Regions from separate parts of the Mus musculus genome. Here regions 2 and 3 are each linked to region 1. A link is a loop called in an ENCODE intact Hi-C map of the cell type or tissue named here. Cell type or tissue: heart. All regions are shown on one strand. Links, peaks and the distances in the headings refer to the core of each region. The heading gives the core; the rest is flanking DNA.

Region 1 (5,840 bases), core at 401-5,400:
GAAAATGTTAAGAAACTATGGAAGTCCTGAATTTAGAAAATAAATACTTCACACTACCTTAAATATTCTACAGAATATTCAAGAATATAGAGCTTGTGACCACAAAGTTTCTTACCTTCTTGGCAATGTAACCAAAAGCAGGTAATATTATTAGTAAAGGTGGCATTAACACAGGAAACACAGCTGTTGAAGCTCGCACAGGTTTCTGAGGGGAAATTATGAAATCAATGAATTGACATTTCATTAGTTTGCTCTACATCTATTTTCAACAGTAAGCGTTAGATATAGTTTTAAAAATTAATAATTCTTCAAAATAGTCAAACTTAATAAACTGGTATAAGACATTTCAAGCATGGTTCAGGAAATTAATATTGACGACCTGAGTTCAATCCCCCAGACGCACAAGGTGGAAGGAGAGAACCAATGTTGTCTTCTGACCTCCATTTGCATGCTGGGGCAGGAAGTGTGTTCACATACATGTACATACACACGAATATTAAACAATTATTTAAGCCTGGGGTAGTGTAATCCCAGCACTTCAGAGGGAGAAGCAGAAGATCTCTGAGTTCCAGACAGAGTGGGTTCCACAGCTGGTGGGAGTATACAGTACTAGGAAGTGACTGTCAGCCAATCCTTCACAAGACTGAAGATACATTCATGGACTCTCAAGATAAAACAGTAAACACTAGAACATCAACACAGAGAAGCCACTGCCTCCAAACACCAGAGAAACAAGTTTTAATAAAGCGCGTAAGCTTGAAAAAATTCAACTCGAACAGAAACAAGCCAATCTCAATAGATTTTGTCTTCATCGGTGATTTGACTTCCACAGTCTTCTCTACAACCTGGAAATGCTCCTAAAGGGGCCACTGTCATATATGTGCCCGACAGCAATCCAAACCTGTGGGTCCTGACCCCTCTGGGGGTGTGGGTGAGTGGAACAGCCCTTTCACAGGGGCCTGCTAAGACCATCTGCCTATCATATTTACATTAGGATTCAAAACAAGCAACACAATTAGTTACAAAGTGGCAACAAAACAACTGTATGGTTGGGGCTTCGGGAACACTAAACCAAACAATCCAGAAATTAGAATTTAGCAGGCCAGAATGGAGCTAAGTTCCTTTCTTTTCTAGAAACTAGTCGCCTGCACCATTCTCCTTTGCTGAAGCCCTGGATCTCAACACGTATTTACTGCAAACAGGACACGAAGAACCATTCATAAAGTACTCGTTCTTAAGACACGCTGTTCACAACAGTGTAGCCTGATAATGGATGCAGCCTTCGGAATGCTGCAGCTAACCCCGTAATTGCCAGAAAACACAAGTTATCTCCTCTGTGGGCATTTCAATTATACAAGGCAATTAACTTGTATTTCCAGGCTTCTCTTAAAACAATATGAAGAACCCACACATTACAAGTCTGGGAGGAAATTGTCAAGTAGGTAGGAGTCAAACAATATTTTACTTTATCACTTTAACCGTGATAGAGATTCCCAGAACTGTTCTGTAATTTACTTTGTTCATTTAAAAATATCTGTTACCCTAGCATCCTTCTAACAAAAAATCGGGAACTACTTAGTTTTATTCATATTAAAAAAAAAAAAAAAAAAAAAAAACCAAAACCCTAGAGAAGGCACTAGGACAAGTCAATCTTTAGGTTGAGAAGCGCAGTTACTAGATTAAGAGCAATAACCAACTTAAAGCACGTCGTGTTTTCACCTCATTACTTCAAATTTACCTTCTGTCTCATTTGCGTCGTCACGGCCTATGCCAATTTGTACAAGCCTTAACGAACCCTAGAGTTGAACAAAAGGCGTGTTCCTTGATCGGATTTCAGAAAAACGGACAGACTGAATTTCAACCTAACTCCACAGCCTTAAAACACAGGCCCCCGGGAGATCACATCTTGCTCTTTATATGTCCCTAGGTTTCACTTCTCATCATCCGCCACAAGCCTCGTTCTTCCCTTACCACTCAAATCTCAGATACAGCCAACACCGCTCAGCTAAGTCAACGTGAAGTTACAGGAGGCTCGCTGGTGGGAGGGGGCAAAGGGACACCCAACTCATCTCTAAATGTCCCCCACCTATCCCGAACTCCTTCATTAGAAACTTCCGGAGAAGTTTCGAGGGGAGGACAAGAGTCTGTCCCACGAGCCCAAAGTTTGCGCACCCCGCCGACCGCGGGGCGCGTCGCCTCGTCCAATTACTCCTAACTGCCACCGCGGAAGCAAGCCACGTCGCCGTCCCGAGCTGCGGCGCGGAGTTACCAGGCGCTTGGGGGGATGGCGCCTCTGAGGGCAACGCTCGCGGCCTAGCTCGCCTGTCGCCTTCGCCCCCCACCCCGTCGGGCCGCCGTCCTCCGGCCGGGCGGCCATGTTGCGCGAGTCCCCACCGGCTCGGCGCGTGCGGCGGGCGCCCACCTGGTAGCACGGTGGGCATTTGCGTCGTCGGGACCACTTTGGTGGTCGTGGTCGGCACCTCGGTCACGTTGGGAGCCAGGGTGGTGATGTTGGGCTGCGCGGCCGAGACGCAGAGCACGGCGAGGCAGGTGGCGGCCCAGAGCAGTCGGCGGGAGGAGCCCGACATTGTGTCTTCAGCCCAGGCGTCCGGGAGAAAAGCTGCGGCAAAGCAGGCTCCGTCTAGCACTGCGTCCCTGCGGCGCCGCCCCCCGAGAAGCCCGCCCCGCGGGAGCGCGCGCCGGTCACGTGAGCAGCCCGGCGGGGCGGGGCGGAACGGGCGAGACCACTAGGAAGCCGGCCGGAGGGAGAGAAGCGGCCGCGGAGACCTCTAGGGCAGCAGTCCGTGCGTCGCAAGCCGTCCTTCTTGTCCTGGGAGGATCACGCGCGGCACAATGGAGCTTTCCTCACATCTGCACCACGGATGATCTCCCCCCGCCCTGGCAAGGATGGAACTGCCCACGTGACGTAGCGAGGGGCGTCCACCTGCGCCGCCTGGGAGGCGGGCCGCGAGGTGTCACGTGACCCCTCGGTAGCGCGCTGCGGGTAAGAAGCCCGGAGGCTCTGAGACCGCTGAGCTTGAGTTCTGCTGACCGCGCTCGCCTAGGGCTCTGTAGGAGCCGCCTTTTCTTCCGTGAAGCTTGATTTATTTTTAAGTGTGAATTTTTGTTTTTGAGAGTTCGGGGACTCAGTAATGACGGAACCACGGGATCCAAGAGTTTGCCGGGCCACTGGTTCAGTGCCCGTAGCTGTGGGTGGGACCGAAAGTGATCTGTCCCGGACGCTTCCTTGTCGTAACCGCCACCGGTGCCCTTGCCTCACCTGCTTCTTCCGAGTCACTCAGAGATCCGCAGTAGGGATCGATCTGTCCCAGCCCCAATCACTGTGGTCAGAGAGGAAGACGGCTAGGGATGAAAAGCCTTCGTGCCTCTTCCTATCCCCACATCACGAGCGACGAAGTATGAGACTTGGGGAAAGTGACCTGACCCTGACACTAGGATAGCATAGTGGCAGAACAGGCATTTTCAGTGCCTGTTGGCGGACTCTGGCTCTCTTTAGTCGTGAGCGCCATCTGATGCCGGGTCTCACAAAATAATCAACGCTTGACATGCTTATAGTAGGTGGTTTTGGTTTTTTTTTTTTTTTTAAATGAGACTTGAAAATGATAGGTAGAGCTAGGAATGTAGTTCATTTGGTAGAACGATTGTCCCTCATGCAAGAGTCCCTGGGTTTTGCACTATGCTGTCTTGATTGTTTAGCGTTTGCCATATTTTATGTTACAATTTTAATGTCATAATTTTAATTATGCATGTGACCCTAATAACAAGAATATCAGATGTTTCGGTGGTGTCTGTTTCGCTGTAGTATGCATTTTAAAAAATGACTCTAAAAGCATTTTTACAACTTTAGCGAAAGATTGAAAGCCCTTATTTCTGCCAGTAATGAATTTAATGTGGTTCCTTTGTGGGTGTACTCTGTAAAATAAATATGAGCCAGTGGGTTGTGACTGACCAAATCAATGGTCTTAGCATTAAGGTGCAGTCAAATAGTCATCATAAGAGCTTTAGAGAAGCTGCTGTTCTCTCAAACGCCTCACATGACACCTAGGCTAAAAGAAGAACTTCTGTTTGGAGATTTTAAAGCAGAGGTTATGTTCCATCTCCTCTTCCTGCTCCCAAATCGATGATCTCATTTGTCCCTAGGATGAACACACTCTGCTGTGGGGACCATTGATTTAACAGCTTGTCACTTGAGTGTTCCAACTATAGTCATCAGATTTCCTTTCGTTTCTATAAGGGGACAATTTCAAGACTAACAAACTGCTGGCTCGGTTTATTTTAATAGCATATACAGTACTAGATCAAGATTTAGTTCCAAAGTCATTTTCACTGCTGTAGAATCAGCTTTATTTTCAGTTTAAAGGAGCCAAATTCCATTTATTGTCTTATTTCTCAACTTTGACGCTATTGTGGCTAGTTGACTCTTCCTGTCTAGTCTCTATAGGTTGTGTAATAACAACCTGGCCTCTATCTAGGAGAGGGTAGAAAACACCCTACACTTCCCTTGTGCCAACACCACCCCCCCTAACATTTTCAGTGTGCCCCAATGGTAAAATCAACAACCTTAGTTGAAAACTAGTGTGCTAGACCCTCTTGGGGTCACATATCAGATATTATGCATATCAAATATTTACATTGTGTAAAAGGTAGTGGTTCCATTTTGGGAAAGTAAGGAAGAAAACAGTTTTAATGTTAGGGAAATACCTTTGAATTAATTAATTTGGTTTATTGAAAAGTTCCTGTGGTGTCTTAGTCAGGGTTTCTATTCCTGCACAAACATCATGACCAAGAAGCAAGTTGGGGAGGAAAGGGTTTATTCAGCTAACACTTCCATGTTGCTGTTCATCACCAAAGGAAGTCAGGACTGGAACTCAAGCAGGTCAGGAAGCAGGAGCTGATGCAGAGGCCATGGAGGGATGTTACTTACTGGCTTGCTTCCCCTGGCTTGCTCAGCTTGCTTTCTTATAGAAACCAAGACTACCAGCCCAGGGATGGCACCACCTGCAATGGGCCCTCCCACCCTTGATCACTAAGTGAGAAAAATGCCTTAGAGCTGGATCTCATGGAGGCATTTCTTCAACTGAAGCTCCTTTCTCTGTTATAACTCCAGCTTGTGTCAAGGTGACACACAACCAGCCATTACATATGGTATCAGTGAAAACTGGCCACAACACAGTATGACAGTGTTAATGTTCCTTGAAATGATGACACACTGTCACTGGACTGGTTTTGTGGGGAGACATTACCGAGTTTTTATTGGGTATCTGCTGTGCCAGGCATCATTAGAAATGTCTTCACTTGCTTTGCAGTCCAAAACAAGCATGTTTAACTTAAAAAGTATGATGTAAAACTTCAAGAATCTGGGACATGGTGTTACTAAACCACTCACTCATTACCAAGTAATCAGTTGATAGTTGGGGGCAAATGCCATTTTTAATTTTAATTATTGGATTTTTAAATTTTATTTTGAGACAGGGTCTCAGGTAGTCTAGGGTGGTCTCACACTACTGTGTATAAAGGTTAACCTTGAACTGCTGACCTTCTTGCCTCTACTTCCGGCATGGAAGTGTCAGGATGTATACTTTTAAATGGTGGTCATAAGAACCACTGCACACATGTTATAGAAATTACTTTCTAATTTCCTAAGCCTATTTTCTAATTTCTTTATCACTCTCTAATGTCTAATAGCCTGAGGTTTCTACCCCACCTTTGGTTACTGAGCTCCCAGATGGAAGACACACTTGCAGCCTTTATATTTACAATAAGCCCTAAACAGTACAATAGCTGGGTTAACCACTTATGCCTCTTTTGAAAGTAGATTC
Region 2 (5,840 bases), core at 270-5,269, 780 kb before region 1:
TGCAGTCATTGTACTAGCTCCTAGCATGCTTCCCTGCCATGATGATGCGGGATTCTTGTTTTAAAAACAAAAACAAAAACAAAAACATTTTGCTCTGTTGACACCACAGATATTTATTAATTTATTTAACGTATGAGTCCTGTATCTGCATGTACACCTGCATACCAGAAGAGGGCACCAGATCTCATTACAGATGGCTGTGAGCCACCATGTGGTTCTAGGAGTTGAACCCCAGGACCTCTGGAAGAGCAGAGAGTGCTCTTAACCTCTGAACCATCTCTCCAGCCCAGTAATGGACTCTTTAAAAAAGTTTTTATTTATTTATTTTTTATGTATGAGTACACTGTAGACATACAGATGGTTGTGGGCCTTCATGTGGTTATTGGGAATTAAATTTAGGACATCTGCTCGCTGGAGTCAATCCCACTAGCTCTGGCCCTGTTCGCTCAGGTCCAAAGATTTATTTATTATTATAAATAGGTGCACTTTAGCTGTCTTTAGACACACCAGAAGAGGCATCAGATCTTATTAAAGATGGTTGTGAGCCACCATGTGGTTGCTGGGATTTGACTCAAGACCTTCAGAAGAGCAGTCAGTGCTCTTAACCACTGAGCCATCTCTCCAGCTCCCCCACCCCCAATGGACTTTTATCTATTAGGAACAGCAAACCCAAATGATCTGTCTTTCTTTAAGGTGCCATGGTAACAGTGTTTCAGCGGAGCAGCAGATAAGTAACTCAGATGGCACTGTTCAGTATGGGGGCCTAGCCAGTGTCAGCATCCCAGTGTAAAATGCTACCTTTCAGTGCCCCTAGGGGGGAAACTGGGAAAGTGCACAGACAACCTCTCTCCGAAGGTCGTCTTACCATTGCATGCTAATGAACACGTCTCAGAAGTTTAATTATAGCTGGTGGTAGTAGCACATGTCTTTAATCCCAGAAGTCTGTAGACAAAGGCAGGTGGATCTGAGTACGAGGCCAGCCTGGTCTATAGAGTCAGTTCTAGGATAGTCAGGGCTACACAGAGAAACCCTGTCTCAAAAAACCAAACAAAAGTTTAATTTAAAAAAGTAAATCTAAAACAAATGCTTTCTAAAAGTTATATTTGAAACAAAAATGGTTTAAGAAAGTTTTAAGCCTGGCATAGTGGCACTTGCCTTTAATCCCATCACCCCAGAGGCAGAGGCAGGAAGGGTCTCTGTGAGGCCAAGGCCAGCCTGGTCTATGTAGTGATTTCCACTCCAGCCAGGGCTACATAGTGCCATCCTGTCTCAAACTGTTGGGTCGGGTGATCAGGGAAGGAAGACAGTTTTGTAGGTGTGGACATCAGTTCATGTGAAGGAATTTTTGGTTGCACCACAGACAGATAAGGAGAGACTGAGTGTAGAAATGCTAGTTTGTTTTGAACAAAATCTCCTGTTAGGCAAGCTAGCCGGGAGCGCTTCTTTCTCTTGTCTCTGCCTCTCCAGTGCTGTTAGGACTACAGGTGTGCAGTACCATGCCGACCTCAGGCTTGGGATAATAGGCACAGCGCTGGGAAATTATCGAAGCCCTGGGTTTAAGCCCCAGCATCATAGAACTGAGCATTCGGGAGGTGGAGGCAGAAGGATCAAGTTCAAGGTCATCCTTCACTGCATAGCTAGTTCAGTACTGCTACTACTACTGCTGCTGCTGCTACTACTACTACTACTGCTACTACAATCAGTGTGAATTCCAAAGTGGATATTTCTGAGTGTGTTAGCTTGTACCTGTAACCTCAACACTCAGGGGAGTGAATCCAGAGGATTACTGAGAGTTCAAGGCCAGCTTAGGCTACATGATAAAACCCTGTCAATACACATATACATACATATATACACACATACATATACATTATGCATAAACACATACAAATATATACATATATACACACATACATACACACATATACAAACATACATATACATACATACATGCATACACACATACATAATATATACATACAGGCAGACATATACACACATACATATATTACGCATACACATACAGACATAATATACACACACACACACACACACACACACACATATATATATATATATACATGCATAATACATAATACATACACATAATACACACTCCTACATGAGTATTGATATGTAGAGTGGTGGGCAGTGAACCCCAGCAAGTCACTGGGCTGCCACAGCACTGTTTTTCTCTTCCCTGCCTTCATCTCCTTGTCTTTAGAGCAAGCTCGTCCTCCCAGCCACAAGATGGCAGGAGAAGATCAGAAATTCAAGCATAGTCTCTGCCTCTGATGAAACCTATCACAGTGCCCTGGCACCTAGTTAGAAAATACTTTTCTTTTCTTTCCTTTTCTCTCCTTTCCTTTTCTCTCTTTTCCTTTTCTCTCCTTTCCTTTTTCTCTCTTTTCCTTTCCTTTCCTTTCCTTTCCTTTCCCTTCCCTTCCTCTTCCTTTCTTTCTTTCTTTCTTTCTTTCTTCCTTCCTTCCTTCCTTCCTTCCTCCCTCCCTCTCTTCCTTCCTTCCTTCCTTCCTTCCTTCCTCCCTCCCTCCCTCTCTTCCTTCCTTCCTTCCTTCCTTCCTTCCTTCCTTCCTTCCTTCCTTCCTTCCTTTCTTCTCTAGTTTTCTTGGTAACAAGGTGCAGGCTAATGCAATCACACTTCCCAGTGTGATCTTGAAAGCTGCCAACAAGAAATGGGCACTGCGATTCTGTGCTCTTCTCCCTCTCTGCCTACAAAGTTGGGGCCCTGTTGTGGTCAGCCACACCGTGATAAAACCAGTGAGACTGAGCCCAGCAGATATAAGTGTTTCTAGAAAAGGGATGTCATGTGCCATGCTGCCTGTACCCATCATCTGCCACACATGCAGGTGTCTTGGATTCTTACTAGCAATAGACCTTGGGATGTGTGCCAAACATGTTTGGAATCCCAATGTCATTCCTAGTATGGTAAGCTAGTGTCCCCAGCTGGGTTACAAACATTCAGACAAAGCCAACCCTTGGCAGGTGCCAGTCAATTAAAATACTCATTTCCCCATGAGAAACACTGGAACCCAGGAAGTGTGGTTGAGATCTGAGTGGTTTCCACTGAGCCAGGCCCTCTTGGCCTCTCCCTGTTAGCTGGAAACAAGGCAGGATTGACCTAGAGGGCCTCGAGTTGTGGGTAAATAGAAGAAGCACTCGTTCATCTGAGGGAACCTTCATGGCATTGTGTGAAAATGATGGCTCCTTCATCCTGGTCCATTGGAAAGAATTTACCCCTCCTGAGTACGTCTGAGTGTCCCCATCAGGGCAGGTTAAGGGTCCTGTTTTAGAGGTGACTCATTGTACTAGAAGTTGCTGAGAAGCAGCTGCCTCTGGCCAGTCAGCCAACCAGCTGTGTGTGGGTGGGTGTGTGGGCTCGGGTAAGGTCACCCTCCCCAACGCACTTGTACTGTGGTTTCTTGGTGTCTTGAGCAATGTAATGGAACTGTATGTTTGAGCCTTCCTCAGAGGTCTTTCTGTTCCCTTCTGCCCCTCCCAGAGCTTCCTGGGTAGTGGCCAAGAGGTAGAAAACCAAAGGAGTAAGGCTTACCAGGACGGACACTAGAGATAAGGAGGTCAAGTGCTCAGTTGTTCTGGGGGTCACAGTGCTCCAGGGGCAACTGTGGTGCTCTCTCCGGTGGAGCAGAAAAGCCTGGATAGCAGTCTGAGCTGTGTCTGTGAGAGAGGCTTCTGGAATGGTCATCTTGAGCAAGCCTGGTGGTTTACAAGAAAGGGACTTAAGAGCGAAAGTGGAGACTTGCCTCTGGTATAATGCTTTGGAGTGCGCAAGGCATGTTCTGAAAGCTGCAATCACATGCAGGCACCCGCCGCTGCTTGGCAGCACAGACTGGTGGCCCTGCTGTGTGGCTGAATGCACACAGACATAACCCCTATGTTGGCCATTTTGCAAAGATCCAGGGGAGAGGTGGGGGCAGTGGCACTTGGCAGCAGCAAGGGTAGGGAGCACACAGCTAAGGGGTTACTGATGATACCCAGAGAGAGACGGATGTCAGACAGCATCTCTGGATGCTTCCAACCATGATCACAGCGGCCAGCGGCACTGAAGATTGAGGCTAATAGATGTAGTTGCAAAGCAGACCAACCCACCCTAGGTAATTGCAGGGCTCACACAGGCAAAACAGCTGGTCAAGTGCTTGCTGAGAGCTCCACTGGCCGACCCCACTTCACCTCCCAAGGTGGTTCTGAAGGTTGAGGCTCTCAGGAAAACAAGACCCCGACCGTGAGACTCAATTCATCCCTGGGGTGAGTCACTATTCAATCTTTTAAGAGTTATGCTAGATTAGTATGGAGAAGTGGAACTGGTTATAAAACCCAGAAGACATGTTGGGGTCTTCATAAAAGCACATCTGCTTCCAAGGGGGGATTCTGCCAGGTGTGCTGGTACATGCCTCTAGTCTTAGAACGTGGCGAGTGGAAGCAGGAGATGTCAAGTTAAAGCCAGCCTGGCCTATATAGTGAGACCCTGTCTCCAAACATCAAAATACCTAAATAGAGACTAAGAAGGTTCTTTTCCTATCTGGCTCATTCTTTTTGGTGAGAGTGGGCATGCTTCAGTCAAGGGGGACAGAGGAGGCTGGTACCTGTACCTCTAAGGTGCGATTTCTTGCCAGCAGGAGGTGTTGGCAGTTTTTCCTTAGCTTTGTTTCTAATGAAAAGGGAACAGGGGATGTAAGAACCGAGAGACTTGTGGGGCTGTGGTGGCGCATGCCTTTAATCCCAGCACTCAGGAGGCAGAGGCAGGCGGATTTCTGAGTTCAAGGCCAGCCTGGTCTACAGAGTGAGTTCCAGGACAGCCAGGGCTACACAGAGAAACCCTGCCTTGAAAAACAAAAACAAAAAAACACGAGAGACTTGACAGTCAGATAGAGAAACTGTCCTTTGGGAAAAATTTCCAAGTCTTTTACATATGAGGGTCCGTTTTGGTGTTAAAGGGTGCCCAGTACGCCAACAACATTGCCATTTTACTTTGTATCCACTGAGAGAAGGAAACAACCCATAATCATAGCTATAAACGGAACCAATGGCATCTTAAATGCCTTCATGGGTGAACGAGATGTTTTTCGTCTCAGCTGATGTTGGAGGACAGCGGCAGACCTTTTGTGATGGCTGCCCTAAACCCAGACGGAGAGAGCGGACTTAACCGAATCCTTAAGAAGTCTATCCTTAAGCAGGCTGAAGAGATGGCTCAGCGGTTAAGAGCACTGGCTGCTCTTCCAGAGGCCCTGAGTTCAATTCCCAGCAACCACACATGGTGGCTCACAACCATCTGTAATGGGATCCTAATGCCCTCTTCTGGTGTGTCTGAAGATAGCTACAGTGTATTCGTATACATAAAATAAGTAAATAATTCTTTAAAAAAAAATGAAGTCTACCATCACAACAGGTCTCCTCCTGGTTCCCACCCTCTCGGATCTCCTCCTTTTCATCCCCCACCCTCTCACAACCTCCCACTGCTGCTTGGCAATAGCACCACAGGAGGCAACTGTTATCCTTATAGTAAGGTAGTGATGTCTTGGCCTTGAAACTTTTTTGTGTGTTTTTTTGTTTGTTGGTTTGTTTGTTTTTTGTTTGTTTTTGAAACTTTTCCTCCCCATAGTTGTCTCTGGAAGCTCAGTAACTGGGGTGGGGGCGGGGATAGTGGGTTCAGTGAGACAGACCAGCAACTGCTTTGAGTCGCCAGGCTGGGCAAAACTGAGAGATGAGCCCATCCCCTATCTTTGGACTTAAATCTTTTCTGGTTTGACTTTGTTTACTTACTTATTGTTTTGTTTGTTTGTTTGTTTTGTTTTTAAAAAATG
Region 3 (5,840 bases), core at 270-5,269, 160 kb before region 1:
GCCTTCAAACATGGCCACCAGTGTTCCTCATCATGGACTTGTGTCTGTGTTTCTTGACCCTGGACAGCTAGCATGAGACTGCCTCCCGTGTGCTGGGATTAAAGGTGTGTGCCACCACGCCTGGCGAGAGCATTTCTTAATTTTTGAAAACTTTTAAGCACGGTTTCTTTAAACAGAGTTTTCTGGGTTCTGGGAGTGACTATAAAATTCTCAATAAACAAAGCAAACTCATATTCATCTTTCTCAACCTTACTAGGCTTTTTCCCATCCATTATTCACTGCATTACACCCATAAAATCTCTTAACCTAAGCCTAAAAACATCCTTAACTCTCCTAGACTTAATTTGACTAGAAAAAACTATTCCAAAATCAACCTCAACCCTCCACACAAGCACAACCACTCTTACAACTAACCAAAAAGGCTTGACTAAATTATACGTTATATCATTCTTAGTTAACAGTATCTTAATTGTCAAGCTCATTCCTGAGTTTAAGCCCAGCTCCGAGACCCGTTGCTTAAATTGCACATCCATTACAGTGTTTCCTATCACCTCGGAAAGACCAAGATCCTGTTCCCTTTGGCTGTATCCTTGTTTGCAGTTGGTACCTACTTCATTTTGTGAAGTTCCTATTGCTCTTCAAGGTTACTAGCTTTTGTTCTTGTTGTTTTTGTTCTTCGAGACAGGGTTTCTCTGTGTAGCCCTGGCTGTCCTGGAACTCACTTTGTAGACCAGGCTGGCCTCGAACTCAGAGATCCCCTGCCTCTGCCTCCCAAGTGCTGGGATTAAAGGCGTGCGCCACCTCCACCAGTCCCAGTTGAAGTTTTCTAACATTTTCCATGCAAAGTCTAATGTACCTCTAATCTTGTCGGTTCAGTGTTTGCTTCAAACGTGTATTTACTTTTAGACTCCTAGACTCTTCAAGCTGCATTCACATTCGCTTTCAGTCTTCGGACCTTTAAACACTTGGCTTGCTGACCTTGTTAACTAGGTTGGTTCTTGTCGTCTTCTCACTAACTGCTCTTCTGCCCACAGATCTTTTCCTTGTTGCTTTGAATGACTATAGTTTATAAAATCACTTATAAATGAATGCTAAAAATAATCAAATTTTCACTATCGGATGCCGTGGATTTTGTGTTTCCCGTCAAGTGTTGGACTTTGTTCTGGGAAGCTTTTAAGTCACAGACCCACTTACTCCCTTCAGGGCTGCCTTGTGTGGCTTTAGGATAATCTTCACTCTAGGCTCAGTTTGTCCTCATTACCAGAGCCCTGGTGTTGGATGTCTCGGGTATCCAGGGACACTTTCACCTGGTGGCTGGAACTTGAACAGCCTGCAGCCAGTCCAGTAAGAACCTATTAAGAGCTGTTGGCCTTCGGTCGGTCAGGGTCAGCTATTCTTTACACAGCCTCCTGGAGCGTCTCCTGCTGCGTGCCTGGCTAGGTACTCAACAAACAGACCCGTGGGGTCCTTTCCGAGCCTGCCTTTCTCTGACTGGCTTCCTCCTCTCCAGTGCCGCAGCCTACAAACTCCCCGGTTCCTGGGTTCCTGTTCCGCGCCTCGCCTCGCCTCACGTTTCAAGTCTTCTCTCCTTAACTCAGAGGTCCCTCCGCTCCCTTACCGTTTCCTCTCCTTGCTGGGTCTCAGCAGCGTGAGTGAGCGTCTCGGCTCGCGGGAACCATGACAAGTGGTTCTCTTTCCCCAGGAACCCTGGCACTATGTTGGGACAGAAAAACAGTTGCCTCAAGTATTCTGTCAGATTCTCTACTCGTGATGAAAGAATGCAACAGGACTCATTTCTTCGCAGCGTCATTTTTATCCCTGGATAGAAAAGCCATCTGCATGACTGCCCTCAAACTCATAAATCTCCTGCCTTGGCCTCTTGAGCACGAGGCACGAGGGTTATAGGAATGTGCCACTGCTTTTATTTTAATTGTAAGCGAAAATTTTCAGTCTGATTTTTATAAACTATAGTCTTAATTTTTTTCTTTTTTGTTATTACTCTGTGTATGTGTTTTGGAACGCACCGTGGTGCACACGTGGGGGACGGTGGACAACATTGATGGAGTTACTTCCTGCCTTCCATCTCCACAAGGGTCCCAGGAATCAAACCCGGGTCATCACGATTGCATAAGGAGTTCCCTTACCCAGAGGGCCACCTCTCTGAGCCACTAATCTTACTTGTAATGGACTTTTTGACTCACAGGTTTAGGTGTGTGTGTGTGTGTGTGCATGGATGCATGGGTACATGTGTGTGCTTGTATGTTTCCTAGAGGAAAACCTCAGGTGTCACACCTTGGGTGCTGTGATCTTATTCTTTGGAGACAGGAGTTCTCTCTTGGAGTTTGCCAAGCAGGGAAGGTCGAGTGGTCACGAGCCCTAGGGACCTACCTGTCTGTTTCTGCCTCCCCTGCGTTCTGAGTGCCGCCAGAAATGGCTTTGCTTTTGCTTTTTCTTGTCTTTTTTCCCTTTCCTTCCCTTCCCTTCCCTTCCCTCCCCTCCCCTCCCCTCCCCTCCCCTCCCCTTTCCTCCCCTTTCCTTTCTTTTCCTTTCCTTCTCTTCTCTTTTCTTCTCAACATATGTTCTGGAGATGGAACTCTGGTTTCTGTGTTTTTCTGAAAAGCATTTTACTGATCCAGCATTTCTCCCAGCCATAATTTCAGTTTCTCCACCCAGAACTTCAGCTCGACTTTAAGCCTATAGTATCCTAAGTCACTGCCAACAGTCCAGTAGCTGACGAAGGAGCTTGTGACCAGTTAATTCAGTAGCAGATCACAGAGATTTAGACACATCTGCTTGCTCTTGTTGCTTTACATCGGAAGGATCTTGAACCAGACTTCATTTGATGGTGTTCCTGTAAGAAAAAAAAAAGTATTTTCAAAGCAACCATCACCTATATTGTTAGTGTTCGTAAGGCTCGATCAGCCCCCTTTCTATAATTATATTCTGGTAAGTGCTTATTTTTGTTGTTGGTAAAGTATTACACAGAGAGAATTACGCAGCTGGGCCAGAGTAAATATTTGCACGTGCTGAGGTGGAAGAGGCTCTGCCAGACCAGTATGGCCATGGAAGAACTCTACCCTCTTTATAAGGTAAGGGGCCAGGGAGCAGACCCGGTGGGAGAGCATGTATCTGTGCATCGCATATGTAATGATGTATATGTATATATGATATATGGATGTAATTTTAAAAAGACTTTTATTTTCATTTTAAATTAATGTGTTTATGTGTGTGCACACATTAGTCCACATGGATGCAATGCTCATGGATGCCAGAAGAGGGCAGCAGATCCCCTTTAAAACTGGAGTTACAGCCAGGTTGCTAGGAGCTGCCTGTGTGAGTGCAGCTGGCATGTTTAACCACGGAACCATCTCTAGTTGCTTTATATATGTATTTTCTAAATAAAGCAACACGGCCAGTAAGCTTGTCGTTGTTGTAAAGGACAATGTGGCCGTGATGTCGGTCATCCCATTGGTTGCTCAGGGTGGCCCTGATGTCCTCCTTACAGCTCTCTGTGCGTACCCTGAAGCTACTTGCTGGGTTGAAGGCCTCTTTAGAGGACAAGCAGTGTTTGGTTAAGGACGTACACTTAACTCCAAACATGCTTGCAAGGCCCATTTGTAGGAGAACGTGGTAGTCAAGCCCGAGCGAGGCCCCACACATGGCAGGCTGCCTTTCTTTTTAAAAGAAACTGACAACTAAAGATAGGAAAGGAACCGATGGACATGCCTTCTCCTGTGCTCTGCCATAAAGTAGCAGAAGACAAAGATTGCTACTTTTGTTATTGTTGTTGTTGAGACAGGGGCTCAGTATATAACCCAGGCTGTCCAGGAACTCACTGTGTAGCCCAGGCTGGCCCAAACTCACATAGATCCATTTGCCTTTGACTCTCTTTTTGTTTTTTTGGTTTTTTGGTTTTTTTTGGTTTTTCGAGACAGGGTTTCTCTGTATAGCCCTGGCTGTCCTGGAACTCACTCTGTAGACCAGGCTGACCTCGAATTCAGAAATTCTCCTGCCTCTGCCTCCCGAGTGCTGGGATTAAAGGCGTGTGCCACCACACCTGGCTTGCCTTTGATTCTTAAGTGCTTGGATTAAGGTGTGTGTCACAGTGCCAAAAAAAAAAAAAAAAAAAAAAAAAAAAAAAAAAAAAAAGATTCCTACTTTGAAAATGAGCCCTGACATAATTTTTACCTAGGACCTAGGACATGTGCATTTTTTTTTCTTGTAGACTTGGCCAAAATAGGAAGGTCGGAGGTAGACTCCTGATACCAAACACCCTCCTGCACTGTTAAATTGCTGTCCCTCAGAGTTGGGAGAGTAAGACACTGCCTCTCTCAACTGAATCCAAACTGTAGAAGAACTTGGGGGGGTGGGACTCAAAAAGTCCCTTATTTGCCGCCCAGACAGCATTGCAGAGAACAATGCTTGCCAACAGCCCACGGTGTGTCTGTATCTCTCTTAAACAGAAACAAGTTGACTACATCATGCAGGAGTTCAACGACTCAGTTCAGAGAGCAGAAAGGCTGTCGGTTGCTAGAGAAAACTTACTTATGGGAAAAAACAACCGTCCCGACCTGGTGACTCAGGAGGACCTGGCGATTTATACCAGGTGGTTAGTGTGTCACCTGCATGCTCTCAGGACCATCCATCACTTCCTGCAGGTAGTAGGACCCTTAGTGTGCCGGTACACATGCCCTGGGGAAGGGGAAGGGGAAGCACGGTGCCCTGACATGAGGAAACATTCCCCAGCCAGCACTCTGTCCATTTGGCTCTCTCAGGAAAACCTCTCCCGTTCTGCTTGGTATTCATTCAGTTCTTGCTCCCTTTGGTGTCTTAGGATTCAGGGACTTCCATTCCGGCACACGGCTTTTCCTTGGCAGAATGTAATGAGGAAATCATGTCAGGATGCTTGTCCTGGGCCATGCAGCAAAGCCTTGGCCTTTGCTAAAAAGTAACAGGGTCCCCTGCTGGTTGGAAGGGGTGGAGGCGCACGGGGGGGGGGGGGGGCGTGAGTAAATTTCTATTACAATGTGATGGGGTTAGAAAGCGGAGCTGGGCTGGACATGGTGGTGTTATCTAATCCCAGTGGCTAAGTCTGGAGGGTCTTGATTCTGAGGCCAAGCTGGTCTCTGTGGTGAGTTAAAGATTAGCTTTATACACAGTGATAACCTGTCTCAGAACATAATGACGAGTAATAAAGTAAATAGTTAAGGTGGCTTTAGTAGCGCAGGTGTAGAATATGCACCATAGCTTGAGCAGGGCCAGGAAGGAGTTCTGTCCCCAGCATTGCCAAAGCAGCCAGGGGGTCAGGGGACAGTATGGAGTGAGAATTATGAGGGTGATGCCCTAAGTCAGGTTAGAGGATCCCCAAAGAAACCCGGTGGTCACCCGGATCCATTCCCTCTGCAGAGCCAGCGAGCGCTGTGGTCTGTACTTCTTTCTCTCCTCTGTCACATGATCGTACAACCATGCACTCCTAAACCTGGGTCTTGGGGCTGGAGAGATGGCTCAGCTGTTAAGAGCGCTGACTGTTCTGAAGGTCCCGAGTTCAAATCCCAGCAACCACATGGTGGCTCACAACCATCTGTAATGAGATCTGACTCCCTCTTCTGGAGTGTCTGAAGACAGCTACAGAGTACTCACATAAATAAATAGCTCTTTAAAAATAAATAAATAAATAAATAAATAAACCTGGGTCTTTCTCCTCACACCCTGAGCACCTGTGCTTTCCCACTCAAGTCCATGACCACTGTGGGGAAGAGGAAGTGTTTCCTGGTTGGTGGCAGCTGGGTCTCCCAGCTCCAGCCTCTCTCATGGGGAAGGTTTCTGAAGTTTCAGCCCTG

Evidence for each region. Hi-C counts contacts between places; a loop is a spot of excess contacts. Peaks named below come from ENCODE experiments on the same cell type or tissue, not always from the same donor. Only the 100,000 strongest peaks of a DNase experiment are listed, where the experiment ranks them.
Region 2: a loop joins it to region 1, with 11 times the contacts of the local background. A loop is called at or near these places in 17 of 42 quality-filtered maps.
Region 3: a loop joins it to region 1, with 7 times the contacts of the local background. A loop is called at or near these places in 40 of 42 quality-filtered maps.

The regions. Positions count from the first base shown.
Region 1 is chr10:41,516,283-41,522,122 of GRCm38, reverse strand. It overlaps Cd164 (CD164 antigen), which reads right to left and starts at 2,623. Exons shown (of 6, transcript NM_016898.2): 1 at 2,423-2,623; 2 at 116-205. The coding sequence starts at 2,588. In heart, for the core only: a CTCF peak has its summit at 3,510; a DNase peak (open chromatin) is centred at 2,802; H3K4me3 peaks cover 3,691 bases; H3K27ac peaks cover 2,629 bases.
Region 2 is chr10:42,291,633-42,297,472 of GRCm38, reverse strand. No RefSeq gene overlaps it. Among named protein-coding and RNA genes, the nearest start is that of Foxo3, 18 kb to the right of the region's middle. In heart, for the core only: a CTCF peak has its summit at 2,242 (motif pointing right); no DNase peak of the experiment used is centred there.
Region 3 is chr10:41,680,416-41,686,255 of GRCm38, reverse strand. It overlaps Ccdc162 (coiled-coil domain containing 162), which reads left to right. Exons shown (of 48, transcript NM_001358562.1): 5 at 2,976-3,089; 6 at 4,464-4,658. Among named protein-coding and RNA genes, the nearest start is that of Mir3473b, 13 kb to the right of the region's middle. In heart, for the core only: CTCF peaks have their summits at 1,312 and 3,265 (motif pointing right); a DNase peak (open chromatin) is centred at 3,275; H3K4me3 peaks cover 763 bases; H3K27ac peaks cover 525 bases; H3K27me3 peaks cover 345 bases.